2 separate regions of the Mus musculus genome follow, and region 1 is linked to region 2. Evidence: chromatin loops called from intact Hi-C (ENCODE). Cell type or tissue: left cerebral cortex. All regions are shown on one strand. Links, peaks and the distances in the headings refer to the core of each region. The heading gives the core; the rest is flanking DNA.

Region 1 (8,095 bases), core at 2,592-6,591, 290 kb after region 2:
AACACGGACAAGGGGAACATTTATCTTATCTTTAAACATGATAAGGGACTTAGTCTCCGCACTTGGTTTTTCTTGTATTATCCTTGAGCTGCACCATATTATAAGTTGGTTCTTGTTTGCATTCAGTGCTGAGAAGATGTAAAGGGAGAAGGCTTTCCTAGTGAGCCTTTGGAAGTGCTTCCTAGATGATCAGAGACTGTGCCTTTAGTGTTTTGGAATGTTAAGTTTCACTCACATTCATTCTCTCTGTCTGTGTCTGTGTCTGTGTCTGTGCTGTGTCTGTGTCTGTGTCTGTGTCTGTGTCTGTGTCTGTGTCTGTGTCTGTGTCTGTGTCTGTGTCTGTCTGTGTCTGTGCTGTGTCTGTGTGTCTGTGTCTGTGTCTGTCTGTGTCTGTGTCTGTGTCTGTGTCTGTGTCTGTCTGTGTCTGTGTCTGTGTCTGTCTGTCTGTCTGTCTGTCTGTCTGTCTCTCTCTCTCTCTCTCTCTTTCTCTCCTCTCTGATACAAGGTTATACCATGTAGCCCTGGCTGTCCTAGATGGAACTCACTCTGTAGACCAGGCTGGCCTTAAACTCAGGGATCCTCCTGCCACTGTTTCTCAAGTCCTGGGATTAAATGCATGAGCCGCTACCACCCAGCTAAACTAGGTTTTCCATGAAACAATATTTTAATAAAGTTGTGTTTATAGAGGCTTTTAAATGAGGGATAAAGAGAAAAAAAATGCAGTTAAATCTTGGACTCTGACTTTTGTCACAATATTTTTAGTGCAGTCATCAAGTTGGAGGAGTTTTGAACCCAAGAACCCCAGGTGCTCCAAGAAAAGGGGGTTTACAGCTCCTGCCAGCCACAACACAGAACCTGGAGGGTAAACTCCCCTAAGCCCATGCTAGGTGCTATCCTACCCAGGGAACATAAAAAAGCACATCCCTAAGTGATGGCCCCTTGTCAGGCACGCCCTTTCCCAGGTCACTTTGGTGTGAGTGCTAGGTGTGCAGCAAAGGTGGAGAGGGCCACTCTCCTGGACAGAAGAGCAGGAGCCTCACATTGGCTCTGGCTCTGCAGCTTGGTCCTAACAGCCTGGCCTGCACCTGCATCAAGAACTCCAGGCTCCTAATGAAGCTATTCACTTTTTCAATATGTCTTAAAAAGAAAAGAAAAAAAAAGTTGGAGAAAAACGAAACAAAACAAGCACAAAGTATATTTTATTGTGGCTTTTGGGATAAGGAGGGAGGGTGGGGGGACTGAGGGGGCAGTAATTTGCAGTCACCCTCACAGGAGCTTTTGAAGTTCTCCAAATAAGAAGAACTAATGCCGACTCTTTATTATTTTTTCTAAAGCCCCATTTACATTATGATTAAATACCTTCCTTGGATAAGCATAAAGAAAGTCGTTAATCTATATAGCTCTCCAAAGAATCAATACATTCTAAACTTTTGTAGGATTTGTTACACTCTATTTTCTTGTTACAGTAGGCCGGCCAGCTCTGTCTAGGCACATGGGTCTTCTTCCCCCAGCACCCCCCTCCGCACCTCCTCCAAGAATGAAAACAAAGCAAAGGTCTTTCACCGTAAACAAAACCAGCTGATTCTTCACAGAGAACCCCTGAATAGCTTGAGAAGAAGAAGAAGAAGAAGAAGGAAAAAAAAAAACTTACAATAAATGGTGCATTTTTTTCTCTGCTGGGTATAGTATTCAAGGATCAGGGCAGTATTCAAACAGAGGTCCATTTTTTTTGCTCAGCAAGAGAGTTTAGAAAAGAAGCGTGGGGTCCATTCAGAGCTTCCCCCTCACAATCACAGGGCTCTGTGAAACCTATCTTCCATGCCTTGTCAGAGTGTTTCTGGGGACCAATTAGCGCTTTGTTGCAAGGCTTCTTTGCTGAATCTTTGAGCAGCAGGAAAAAGCGCTCTTGAGTCTCCCCTTATTTTGACCATTTCAGTCATTACTCAGTGTAATAATTAATATGACAACTGGACGCTCCGGTTTGTATAGAAACACCTCAGCGACAGGAGCGAGTTTGCAGTGGGTGGTAATGAGCCGCACATCGGCTCCAGAAGCCACACACACAAAAAGGGAATGAATGGCGACAGAGAAAGAGAAGGAATAAAGATAAAATAGTTGGCACAACGCAGAGGGACATAAAACAGACTGGAACGGGGAGAGGGAGGAGGAACCGGGACAATTAGAAGGGGAGGGGTAAACACCCTGTGGAGGTTAACTTATTTTGAAACTGTTTTGTGAATAGAACCGTGGACGTGAGTGGCCAGATTTCAGTCCATCGCCCCCACCCTGTCCCCCGCCCCTTTATAGACCATCTTGGAACGAGGGGGTGAAAGCAGAGTGGGGACAGGGGCCGCTGCAGTCGTTAAATTGTTCTCAGACTCCTGGAAAGCTCACACCCTGGCTACCAACCTCAAATCCCACTCACTTGGTGCTCAGCAAAAGCCAAGTTATCTTGGAGGGACCAGAGCTATCCTACCATCCCGGGGATGAATGTAGGGGAAAAGACATTTCAGACGTGCATCAGCTCTGCACAGTCTACTGCTGCAGGGTCCGGAGCTAGCAGGGAGCTCTTGGGTAGCAGCGCAGCTACTGAGGTCCTAGTCTTGTGCTCTGCGCCCCTGGGCTGCGACCCCTATGGGATGGCATAATAAATTATTAGAGCATTTGAGTGTGTTGAGCGCAGCTCATGCTAATGAGGCAGATAAGAGCTTACCACTAAGCCCAGGAACCAAACAAAATCTCCCTAAATCCAAACTCTGCTGTTTCTGCCCCACCTTCATTCTGGAATTTCTGTCCCAAACCTTTTCCTTAATTCTGATTTTTTGCACACACCTCCCCTCCTTCAGCCACCCACTCTTCATTCCTTTCATCCAGGTGGAACTCCTTGTGAAGCCACCGCACTGCCTGCCCACTCTGAAGGTTTGCTCCCAGCCACATTGCTCAGTAAGATCACCTCTGTGACACTTTTCTTTATACAACATGGAATGAACCCTAGCTCATATCCTTAGAGTAGAACTGGAAAGCTCAGGAAATCCGGAGTTTCTGCAAGCCTGCAGATGCTTCCAGATTCAAGGGGCTAGGGGAACCTTCTGGTGGATGAAGAACAGGGGCGCCTGGCTCCCAGGAGTTCCCGATCTGCTCCTACAGCCCCCCTGAAAGGTGGGACAGTTAACCTAAGTGTCTGAGGTCAGTCGTGTGTCCCCATTGTGTGGCCACGCGTCCTATGTCCATCAGCACTTCCCCAAAGTCCAGACTCAGACTGACTCCTTGTGGTGCAGCCTGGGAGTTCCTTAGCTTATCAGTTAGTGGGCTCTCCACTCTCTCCACTTCAGGCAAACCTGAATGCTGCTCCTGAGGGCCAAATGGAAAGTTTACTGGTAAGTAATAGGTTTCAGAGGAGGCACAAGCAGGCCAGTTACATCAATCTTGCCTGCCTGGTTCTTCTGGGCCGCTCTTCCATAGGCCCATTTGTAGCACAAGCAAGAGACAGAAGCCAGTCAATTTTCAGTGTGTGTGTGTGTGTACTTGCTCGCTCGCTCGCTCATGCATGGATTCAAGGGTAAGTTTTTAATTTTATTTTTTGTTTTTCATTTATTCACTTTACATTCTGCACACTGCTCCTCTCTCAGTCACCCTTCCCATCCCCTCTCTCCTTCTCCTCTGGGTGGGTGGATCCCCTTTGGGTTTCCCCACACCCTGATATATTAAGTCTCTGCAGATTTCCACGCATCCTCTCCCACTGAGGCCAAACAAGACAGCCCAGCTAGAAGAACACATCCCACGGACAGGCAACAGCTTTGGAGGAGCCCTTGCTCCAGTTGTTTGGGACCCACACAAAGATCAAGCTGTATGTCTGCTACATACGTTCATGGAAGCCTAGGTCCAGCCTGTGTATGGTCTTTGGTTGGTGGTTCAGTTTCTAAGAGCCCCAAGGGCCCAGGTTAGTTGACTCTGTTGGTCTTCCTGTGGAGTTTCTATCCCTTTGGGACCTCCTTCACGCCCGTCCCTGCAATCCTTCCTAGGGGGTAATTTTAACATGGATATTTCATGTTCATGAAACCTCAAACAGCAACAAAGACAAGATTTAAGGGCTTACTCTTTATAAAATCCCGACACTGCCAAGCACACAGAACCCACAAGAGATGTGTGATAAATATAACACTCACACTGACACATGCAGCAAGATGCACACTTCAGTCCTGTCAAGTGTGAGAAAATCCTATTTAATCGGAAAGTCGATTTAAGCTGCTATAATCATTGCTCTAACAGAACTGTGGCAAGTTTGAAAGGAGGACAGCAGGTCACAGTCGCTGCTTCCCGTGAAGCTGTAGTTGGAATAGTCATCGTAGAAGGGAAGAAAGTCTGTTAAGACGCAGCAGGGCAACAAAGGGCAGCGGCCCTGTTCCTCCATCTTCCTTTTATCTCTAGACTCCACCCCCAACATACCCGAATACCACCCCCCCCACACACACACATGTAAATTTCAGGTAAAATCAATGAGTTACAATTGCATGCATTCTCAAATTACCTAGAGTCTCTCTCTTAAGCAGATGTTCTGACAGTGTAGAAAATACAAACTGGACCACACAACCCTCTAGTGACAGTCATGTTCCCCTTTGAACTCATACATATATTAATTTTTTTTTGCTAGTCTTTTTTCTAAAATAACCTCCAGGGGCAAATGACATCACCCTCCTCCGCCTTCATTGTGTGGGCAATGAAGGTGGTGCTCAAATTATGGGTCCTGCTAGTCAGAAGGTATTCTGGAGTCAAATGGTTAGTGCTAGGGACCAGGGTAAATGCCAGGTCTTTGGTGCATCGTGACTAGCGTGCAATGGAATGAAACACCATTGCTCACCACAGCTTTGCTAGAGAAACAGGATACTCACATGTAACTAGACTGGTTTCTCATCCCGAATTCGAGGACCTGGTAATTAATTGACGTGTCTTCCTTTGCGCGACGTGTGGGTCGCCTGCCACCTGCTGGTCATTTGTTAAAATGAAGCAGGAACCGTGGAAGGGAAAATCTGTAATGAAAAAATGTAATTCCACATCACTCAGTTCAATTAATTAATTCTTCTTTGTGCAATGCAGTTTAACCATAGAGCACCATGAGGTATGGGTCCCATCCATTAGGATGGCCACATTACTATATCTAAGATTCTCTCTCTCTTTCTCTCTCTCTCTCTCTCTCTCTCTCTCTCTCTCTCTCTCTCCCCCTCTCTCTCGTATGTGTGTACACATGTGCATATGTGTGTATATGTGCCTGGAAGCCAGAGGACACCTTCTTCATCAGTCAGGCTCCCCCTTAATTTTTGACGCAGTATCTCTCACTGAGTCATTAGCTCATCCATTTGGTGAGACCTTCTGGCCATTGAGCTCCAAGAATCTTTCTCTTCCCTTTCTCCCTACCACTACTGTGACTGGTTTTTATTTTATTTTACTTTTGCTGTTCTGAACTTGGCTCCACATCTTTGAGCTGCAAGAGCTTTATAGACTGAGTGAGCCATCTCTCTGAACACGTGAGGTGTGCTTAGCAGTCGGACTTGGAAGCTTCATCTCATGCCTACCCAAATATGACTAGACACATTTTCTATGTGTTCTCACAACAAGCCACATTTCCTAAGCCAAGGATGGGAACTGCCTCACTTGAAGCACGCCAAGTGGGAGGGCAGTGACAATCAGTGAAGGCCGAATCTTTCCTAATAAGAGATTTGTATTTGTCCTGCAAGGTCAGGTACCCTGGTGGTTTGAGGGCAGGGGAAATGGGTACGGTATTTTGGAGATGGATTTTCCTAATGGCCCTAGTAATTGGTCAGAAACCTGAATCAGAGGGAAAGAGGCCAACAGACAGCTTGCTCCATGTTAGGGATATCTCGTTCTTGCCTTCACTTGCACTCCACTGAGTCGTCCAGTGGAGGCTACTTCTTGGCCTGGCTATGACATCATCCTCAGGCTCCTCTCTATCCACATCCCTACTCGATCTCTTTCCAGCATCCACTACTTTCTTCCCATTAGGTTCCTTTGCAACTCAGTTCAGAGAAGCTTAATCAAGATTACCCTGTAGATTTATAACCGCCAACCTTTCCTGGAGTCATCTCTAGAGAAACCACGTCCACACTCTTCAGTACCTCATCCTCCATTATGGGCATTTCTCTTTCTCTCTCCATTTTATTATGTTTTATTTTTACTATATTTTATTTGCATCATTTAAAACAAATTTTATATTTAAATATATTTTGATCACACTTGTCCCCTCCCCCAAGTCCCAGATCCTCGCCTTCCACCTCTACCCACTCGACTTTACATTCTGTCTCAAAAGCCCAATACAATAATAGAATCTCCGCCCAAACCAAGAAAAAATATCCCCCAAACGTTCCACTAAACTATAACCAAATAAAACACACAGAGAAGAAGCCTGTGGAGCACCTTCTACGCTGGGCAACTCTGCCTGAGCATGAGTCCTGTCGTGAAGTAGTTGATGTACCTAGTGTCACCATATATGGATTTTTCTGTCTCCTAGCCAGTATAAGTGACAGTTCAATTGTTAACGTTTACTCCAGTGGCAAGGGCATTCATTCATTCATGTTTTTAAAAATATGACAAAATAAAACATAGTAAGATTAAAGACAAAAACCTATCAATTTAGAGTTGGACAGACAAACCAACAGAAGGAAAGAGCCCCAAAAGAATGAAAATCAGGAATCCAGTGGCTTACTCACTCAGGAATCCCATAAGAACACCAAACGGGAAGCTGTAATATGAACACAGACTGTTCACACTATGAACTGAGGCAGACCTGTTCAGACCCTGTGCATACTGCTTTACTCTCTGTGAGTGCATAAGAGCTTTGCCCATGGAGATTTAGAGCAGAGGTTCTTAATTGGGGAGTTGTAAGTCCTTTGAGAATCGAATGACCTTTGTGCATGTCAGATGTTTTCACTGCAATTCATAACTGCAGCGCTGTACTGTAGTAAAACTACAGTTATGAAGTAGCAATAATAAATACTCTTGTGATTGGCGGTCACCACAATATGAGGAACTGTATTAAATCATCGTAGCATTATGAAGATCTTGATTTGGAGGGGCTTGTTTTCATGATGTCCTTTTCCCCTCTGGCTCTTACACTGTTTCTGCCTTCTCTTCATGGTTCTCTGAGGTCTGAGTGGAGAGATTTTTAAACAATTTGTAAACAACAAAAACTTATTTGACTCAAGGCCTATTCCACGAGTTATAAACCACATCCCCAACATTGCTTGGGTGACCAAGAATCTAAAACTAGATAGCCCTGGGAGCTTAGGGGAAAGCCAAATACTACTGTTTTGTTTTTGGTCTGTTGGTTCCAAGAAAACTGTAGTGATAAAATGACTCCTAATGATATTTTACTATTCTCATAAATCAGTGCCTTGTTCAGCCATTGTCAAAGAAACTCCCTCCTACAGTAGACAGGAACAGATATAGAGACCCACAGCCAGACATTAGCAAAGAGTGAGAGACCTTGGAACACACAGTCCTAAATAGGATGTTTCCATCAAATCTATCTCTTGATCCCATGCTTAAGCCTGCATCATAGATGCAATATCTTTATTAAACCACAACTATGCTCACAAAACAAGAAAATAAAAATGGCTCTTTAGTTTCACCCCAAAAGAAAGGTTCTCATATCTTGACTCTATGGTGAACTTTGTCCCATTTATCTCCCACCCCTTCACCAAAGGCCCTCAATTTCATGGTTCATAGTTCTGATTCTCAGAGGCACTCAAGACTGAGACATTCACCAATGACTTCATTTTGCTCAGCGAATCAGATCCTTTAAGCACCTGATTGGCACAATGTGTTAGGCGCTACTCTTCTGTGATGTTTGATCTTAGTTGTCAACATAAATGAATCTGAGATTAATAAAAAAGGCAAGACACCTGGCACTTGTGTGAGGGATGTTCCTGAATCCGATTATTTGAAGTGAGAAGGACCAATCCTAGATGGTGATGCCACTTTCCTGTGGCAGCCCACATAAAGGGAGATAAAAGGGAACTTTGTCTTCCTTCTCACCAGCGAGTTCATATGCCTTGTTGATGCTGCATACCTTTGCTGACAC
Region 2 (8,095 bases), core at 1,439-5,438:
GCGTAACCTAGCCTTAAGCTGGCCAGTAAATACATCTTGAAATCAGGTGCTAGCTAATTTCCTATCAGTGGTCAGATTTTGGAGTGAGCTTAGACATTGTTGATATGTTTTAGAATAGTCTGGCAGGAACTTAAGGTAACAATAGATGGCTTCCTCAATTATCCCAACTCCTTTTCTCCTCTTGGACAAATGAGGTCCTGATGGAGGTATGGTGGGAGTGTCATAAAGCCATGAAAAACAAGTTATCATAGCTTTCTCCATCAATGCCTGCCTAACTTTAGCCATGGAATCTCTGAGAACCTTAGGGATTTTGTGTAGGCTCTATGTTCTAGAAGTGGAGAAGCTGGAGTGTTCTGTAAGGAGCAGTAGCATTATTCTCTCACACTGGGCCATCTTACTTTGCCACAGCTCAGAGTGTGTGTCTGCTCCCCTGCTCTCTTTGTCTACCATGGCACAGCACCTCCTGCTTCTTACCAATTTCCTTTCTCAGGACACAGTACTGTGAAGGTCGAGGACCACAGTTGTTTCCTTGCCAGTGATATTTGTAATAATGCCCGGAGTGTGGCAGATAATCCATAATGACTCTCAGCCTACAAATGGTAAGTGAGGGCTAACCCAGTCCACCATGGCCAGCCTATGCTTCCTGAAAATGATCTCTTTCTAGAGAGAGTCGGAGCTTTGTATTGGGTCCAGTATCTGTTCATAGCTCTGTTGTTAGGGCCACAGGGGCTATAGGGTCTTTTTCAGTTAATTATTAGAATATTTATGCACCTCATGTCCCTTCCTCATACAGAATTACTTTCTCCACATTGACATTACATCCTTAAATTAAGTTTTCTCCATATTTGGCCTGCAGTTTAACCCACTGGCAGAGACACACTCAGAACACTGAGGCATGACTTGGGGGTAAATGCTACCATTATTCTTTTGAAACAGGTGTTTCAGATATAACATAGGGGACCCACTTTATTTCCAAATGTCTTACTGTAAGCATGGCCCATGAAGTATAGAAACCATTCATCTGAACTTCTGATTTAATTCTAGTTTTATTTGTTTCTGCTGTGTCAGAAAGGCATCTGTGATCTAACAGAAATATCAATGAGCCCCGTATGGAGTAAACTTCTTATCAGAGCCCTTGATTATGAAAGAAGTGACTAAAAGTAAAACAAAACAAAATAAAAACAAACCAAACCAAACCAACCACATAAGCATGTGATTTCAGTGGTAAATCCTGCGAAGAGAATTAAGGTAAGAACACATCAATGTGACTGAGAAGTGTCATTTTAGAGAAAGTGACCAAGAAAGGCCTCTTTGAGGAGATGAGGCATGCACAGAGCTCCAGGGAGAAAAGAGGCAGAACCAAAGTCAAGGTTTGAAAAGTAGTATTCTAAGCAGAGATAATGGCACGAAGGCAGAGTGCTGAAAGTCTGAATCAGAACTAGCAGCTCGAGTGTGAGTGGTAAGGCAGGTGAACAGAGTCGTGGGAGCCAGGAAGTACACAGCATGAGAAATTGTGAGGGCAGGTGAGGTGGCTCAGTGGGTAAGGATGCTTGCTGGAAAGCCTAGTAACATGGATTCCGACTCTCACTGAGAAAGCGAGCCAGCTTCTGGGAGATGTCCTCTGACAGTTACATGTGCACCCCACGGCATATACGTGTGTACGTGTGTACACACAACAAATGACAAAGAATGTTTTGATTGTTTTCCTGTAAGGACAAGGGATATCCGTGAAAAGGGACTGACGACTGAATGAGGAAATGATAGGACTTGATTCAACTTTTGGGAAAGATGATAGAATTTGATTCAATTTTGGATGGTGCAGTGGAGGAGAGATGACGGAGCAAATAAGTGGACAACTGACCCAGCTGTGAGACAGTTGCAGAAGTCCTGGCTCCCACTGAGTACACAGTGTGAATCCCACCAGGCTATTTCCAGTCCCTTTAAAGACACCTTGTATCCTAGAGGAAGAATATGGGCTCTGAATCCAAATAGCATTGGGTTTGAATATAAATTTTGTCAACTAGTATCTGTGGGATATTGGACCAAATTTCTAACTGCTGAGAGAGAGGAAGTAGGGTAGGTGGAAGAATGGAGAGAGAGGAAAGAGAAGAAGAAGAAGAGGAGGAGGAGGGAGAGAAGGAAGAAGAAGAGAAAAGAGGAGGAGGAAAGGAGAATCATCATCATCATCACCACCATCATCATCACCATCACCATCATCATCACCATCACCATCATCACCATCACCATCATCATTAGTAGCAGCTCATCCCCAGACTGTTTGGGAAACTAGAGTATCGAGTACTAGTACAATGCTTTGATATTTCCTAGCACATCAAAGTGCTCTATGATTTTGGCTATTATCATTACTCAGTGTAATGTGTTGTTTCTAGCCATAGGGCATAGTTGTCTGCTCACTGAGCTAGTGTTTGCCCATCTTTTGTTTTGTCTGCATCACTGTAGAAAGCACTTATCATTTTTGTCATATCCTAGTGGGCAAAACAAACGATTGGTCCAGCTCAGGTTAAGGATAGGGGGACATACTGTCTGAAGGTAATGTTATACTGCATGTGATCTGCCACCAGACATCTAGAACATGTGTCAAATGCCCAGTTCCTGGTATTGAAGTCCACAAACACTTTGGTCCTAAGACAGTTCAGCCTCTTATTATGGACTTCAGGGGTGTGTGTGTGTGTGTGTGTGTGTGTGTGTGTGTGTGTATGCATGCATGTATGTGAGAGAGAGAGAGAGAGAGAGAGAGAGAGAGAGAGAGAGAGAGAGAGAATGAGTATGAAAAAATGTATTTTGAGTGTATTGCAAGTGTGAGAGTGAATGTGTGTGTGTGTGTATGAGAGAGAATGTGTGTGTGTGTGTGTGTGTGTGTGTGTGAGAGAGAGAGAAATAGAGAGAAAGTTAAAGAGTATATGAGTATGAGACAGTGTGTTGTGATTGTGAGTGTGTGAGAGTGTGTGTGTGTGCATGTGTGTGTGTGTGTGATCGAAGTGTTGAGGATCGAAGCCGCAGTTTTGTGTATGCAAAGCCAGTGCTCTACCACTGAGCCATAGCTTCCGTCTTCAACTTTGCTTTTGCAAGCCTCACTTTTGCTGTTCAGAACAATGGCCGACTCCTTGACTCCGATCTGCTGCCTTCTAAGTGGAAAGGTTGCTTAATGCATCGTGTCCGCTGGGAGTGCGATGAGTGGTGTGGGAAGGAGCCCTCAATAGACTGTAAGCAGCACTGGTTTCTCAGTGGTGAGAATACCTGCCAGTCATCTCATCCAAGCAGCGTGGGCGGGGCTCCAGCTCTGGCTGTCAGCATCAGATGCTTTTTATGCTGTCACCCTTGCTTTGCCACCATGATGTCACTCAAAAAAGGGAGTCCCTCCCTCTGCCCATGAATAAGGCCTTCTCTGCCAACACCAATTCCAGCTGTGAACATGTAATCAGCTCTTCTATGGCCCCCAAAGGGTAGTCCTAGAGGCCCAAATTTAATTTTCATGCATATTTGTCCCTCCTTCTACTTTTATGCAAACATGACTTTGTCGCCAACACAGCGGCCAACTGTTTTGTTTGGATAATTGCTCTAAGTCAACCCTGAGCTACAGGGAGCCCCCTTTTCCAGAAAGCACCCTTTGGTTAATTTTTGGTTAACCAGATTATGTCCTTCAGGCTTTTCAGAACACTTCCTGTAAACATTTGGCTTATTTTGAGACAATTTGATACCCATGTTAGGTTTGTTATTGCCTACATTGATTAGATCATTTGGAAGAAGCCAAGAAATGGGAGCTGCATAGCTCACAGGTCATCCTATATGGCTCTTTTTTTCTTCCCGTAGTTCTCTGGTTTTCTTACTGCAGCCATTTGGTCTTAGAATGACTGGGGCAATTTGTGGCTATAGTAGTGAAGAGAGGACTTGGGAGAAGACTGCTTGTAAGACAAAGATCTTGTTTTTATAGAAATGAATAGTAACTCTGAAGTGAGGACTAGACATACGGAAAAGAATAGAATATGAAGAGAGCATTTTAAAATAGGCAGTCCTCAGCACTGCTCCATATGGCTCAGCAGTATTTAGGGGAGCACCAACCAGTGGCAGCTGCAGATTCACTCTTGGGAGCTTGGGACTCAGTTCACAGAATGGTTCTTTCCAGTTGGTCCTGACTATTTCCTTTGTCTGCCTCCTAAGTCTAGTGCTTGTAGATTTGTGGGGGTGAGTTAAATTCATGAGTTATTAAAACTTGCAATTCTTGTAAATTTTGTCTTATTCTTAATGGAGTTGAAATGACTTGTAAGTCAGCATCTCATCTAGTCAGCTGGGACCACATGACAGCTAACTATAGATTCATAGCCCACTTTAAGGTTTAGACCTAACAGTATTGCTCATAGCTGAAACACAGATCAAAGAAAGAGACGATACAGGATATTAAAATGCCACTGTCTAAAAAAACTCGGTTCAGATACTTAGGTCTCAAATTATACCCAATAGTCACATATACTCAGATATTTTTCTAGTTTTTGCTATCAATGTGGACACTAAATGAGTTTTTAGAATTTTTATAGATAAAAATGCATCTTGATAGCCTTTTGTGTGTCATAGAAAATGAGGGTAATATTTAACTCACTAAATATGAATCTAAGGCAGGTTGAATGATCATATGTTATGTGCCAGACTTATTGAAAGAAAGGTGCCTTTTTAATATCCTGGGCTGGGTGGATCTCAGTACCTTTGGACACTGTCTTTGTCTTTTCTTGATTTTGATCTGAAACTTGGGATTTGAAAAATAAATAAAATCAGTGGAAACACACACCTCCACACAAGTTAATGGATCTGTTTGTTTGTTTGTTGTTTTGTTTTTGTCTATTCCATTGGGTTTCTGTTTTCTATATATGAGCATCAGGAATTGTCATTATGCTGTTTGGGCTATAATCACACTGCTGTCTTGACGTCTGTTTCATCTTTTGTCTGATCAACTGACTTCATTTTTTTTTTCTGTTGCTAAACTGTATTTTTTTTTTTGGCTGAGTCTATGGGGTGTTTGGCTTTGTGTAGACATAGTGGCACTGAAAGTTGCCCCCTAATTCAATAATTCACCATGAAGACTGGTTTTTATTCTCATTGTGTTGAACAGGCATCTAATCAGCCATTAATTTCCTCTTTTCTGGATGAACAGAATAACTATTTCTGTCTTCTTTTCTGATGAGAGACAGGCAGAGAGGCTTGGGGCTGCTCTAAATGAGCAGCAGGGACGTGTAGGGTTCAGCTACAGGGGAAGGGTGGGATAGAAACGGGTCACAATTTCAGGGGGTCTTGGGGCATTAATTGAATATGAACCATGGATTGTGAAACAATATTTTGGATATTTTATGCGGAGCCTAGAAGGTTGGGCAACCTTACAGAAGTAGCTTCATTTCTTCAAGCCTGCTTCTTCCCCATCTGTAGAACGGGGCAGGTAGAATGGAGCTGAGCACAGTTTTACAAATCCACAGCAAACAGGTGATCTCATACTCTCTTTGACCTGGTGCCTTGCCACTATTATTCTTTATGAATTCAGCTAAAAATTGTGAAGCACTGAGCCACATTTATGAGGATGGAAAGTCTTTCCAGTGCATCAAGTATGTGTCACAGCGCTCCCATCCATGCAGGCACACAGATGAGACAGATGGTGTCTCACAAAGAGACATTTGTGGAAGTGATGCTAAGCTCACAAATAGAGTTGTGGCAGATCAGACGCAAGAACAAAGCCGAGCTTTATTAGAACTACTTTGATTTGAATGACATTAGTGAGAGGGAGAGGTGAAGCATACATCTAAAATACATGGAATCTGGGGTAAGGTGGTCCTCGGGGAAGATGTGACCCAGAGGCTTTTGAGCCCATAAGAATCTCTGTTTTCACCTCCTGTTCTTATTACATGCCGTTATTTTTCTCACTGAAGTCACTTGTATATAGTTCTAAAATCTGGATGTCAATATCTCCCTGAGCATACTTCTGGCATCTACCTTTATGAAGGTCCAAGATGTGGCCGTTGAGGCCTTAAGACCAGAAGGCCCACTGAAGGAATCTGATCAGTCAAGTGTGACTCAGTTTCACAAACCTGGACCTATTAACTCTCACCAAAGAGTAGGATACCGTCTTGGAGACTTGCCTTCCTTGTAGCTAGAAAGAGAAAGATCTAAGAACAAGAAGAAGGCTTCTGTTTCAGACCTTAAGAATTGTGGGATTGCAGATCCTGGAGGGGGGACTGGAAAAAGAAATGATCATAGTGTAGTTTAATAAGGTGTTAAGGTAATGGTTTGAACTCTTAGCATGGCTATGTTCATGTGTTTCTTTAGTGACTATTTATAGAGAATTTGTAGCGTGTAGCACACTCAGGCACTCTGTTAGATTCAGAAAATAATAAAGATGAATATTCTTTTCTTTAGTTGGTTGTTCCCCGGCCCCAGCCCCTTTAACAAATGGAATGCGCATTGAAAACTTTTGGTTACAATGTGTCTAGTCAAGTTTTTCCAGAGAGCCATTTGGGAGACAAGGAAAATTATTTGAGCCTCAACAGAAGGCTGGAGTTGCACAAAAGGCTTGGTGCTTTTTCTTCTGGCTTTGAAGAGCCAACTCTGTTTTAGCAGGACGATTTTTCTGAGTAGAGAGGAGGCTCTATGCTAAGACAAGTGGGTGTGTGTGTGTGTGTGTGTGTGTGTGTGTGTGTGTGTGTTTGTGCATATCTATGTCCATATATTCACACACATAGGTATCAGAGATAGACTTTTTCAAAATATTTCTCAAAATATATAACTAATCTTCTTAGAAACTGTCACTTATGATTTTTATCCCTTCGTCCCTCTGTCCCTCCCTCCCTTATTTTCTCCTTCTCACCCATCTCTCTCTCTCTCCTTACAGAAGACCACTTGCTGGGGTAGGTTCTTTCCGTCTACCATGTGGGTCCTGGGGACTGAGCTCAGGTGTGTAGCGAGTGCCTTGATGTGTTGCGTTTTGGTTGATGTCTGAATATTATCTTCTCCCTGTTCTTTATCAAATGTCTTCTGAAAGAAGGGCACAGGGACCAGTGAGGATTCAATGCCTTATTTGCAAGATAATAAATGCGAATTGTTGCGGTGCCAAGTAGTTTCTTCACATGCCTGAGAATTTCTGTCTTTTTACACAAACATTTTTCAGGTCAAGTATTGGGGGTATAGACCTGCAATACCAGCACTTGGGAGGTTGAGGCAGGAGGATGGAAAATTTGAGGCTATCTATAGAGATCCTGCCTAAATATAAACTAGGAAAAGAAAGGGAGAAAAGAAGAAACATATTTTAAGTAAAAAAAAAAAAATAATGTTCCACTCAGACTTGAATCTTATTTTAATTTTGTAAGTTGCCATTTATACCTAAATGTTTCTAGAGCATCCACAGTGATAAAATAAACATTCTGCTTCTCTTCTCGGGCGTGGAGTGACTGTGAAAGACAAGATTATCAACAAGCACTTTTAAACATTGAAAGTTATAATAAAACAAGTCCAGCAAACTGTGAGAACACACAGTGCAAGGATCCAACTGGAAAAAGAACCCAGAGAGGATTAAGATGGTTACAGGGGAAAGGACTGGGGAGAACATTCCAGAAGGAAGGGATGCCTCCCCTGTGGAGGGAAGGGTCTCTCTGAAAGGGACTGTCCTCTCCTGCCTCTCTTCTAGCCTCCTGCCCCCCCCCCCCCCATGATTGTGCAGCTAGCGGGAGAGCGCAGATGTCCATTCCTAGTCACTCATCTTTCTGGTCCTTGTATATTTTACCCCAGATCTTTTAAGAGGCAATGCATTTTTATTTCTAAGCAATAATATTCACTAGCCATCACCTCACATTTCTGTTATGCAGTATTAAATGCTTGGGACACCACTGAGCTCCATTCAGCTCTGCCTTTTGGGTTTGCTTTGTTTAGCATTTAACAAAAAAGACAGTGCTGTCAATGAGGTTAGGCCCTGACTCTCTTCTTCCAATTGTGTTCATAGTCCAAATCTTCCTGGTAGATTTTGGACTTTACACAGACCCATTGATGTTTCTCACTATTCAAGATGCTGGGATGTGCTTTCTCTTTTTAGTGCAGAAAAGGATGC

What was found. Hi-C counts contacts between places; a loop is a spot of excess contacts. Peaks named below come from ENCODE experiments on the same cell type or tissue, not always from the same donor. Only the 100,000 strongest peaks of a DNase experiment are listed, where the experiment ranks them.
Region 1: it touches region 2 in a loop (2.3-fold over the local background); 6 of 42 quality-filtered maps call a loop at or near these places.

What each region holds. Positions count from the first base shown.
Region 1 is chr10:87,499,241-87,507,335 of GRCm38, forward strand. Gm29915 (a long non-coding RNA gene) reads right to left here. Exons shown (of 3, transcript XR_871928.2): 2 at 4,890-5,027; 3 at 3,588-4,018. Among named protein-coding and RNA genes, the nearest start is that of Gm29915, 4.7 kb to the right of the region's middle. In left cerebral cortex, for the core only: CTCF peaks have their summits at 3,271 and 4,987 (motif pointing left); DNase peaks (open chromatin) are centred at 3,292, 3,726 and 4,957.
Region 2 is chr10:87,205,596-87,213,690 of GRCm38, forward strand. All of the region lies in intron 4 of 1700113H08Rik (RIKEN cDNA 1700113H08 gene), which reads left to right. Among named protein-coding and RNA genes, the nearest start is that of 4930555G07Rik, 21 kb to the right of the region's middle. In left cerebral cortex, for the core only: no CTCF peak of the experiment used is centred there; DNase peaks (open chromatin) are centred at 3,296 and 4,054.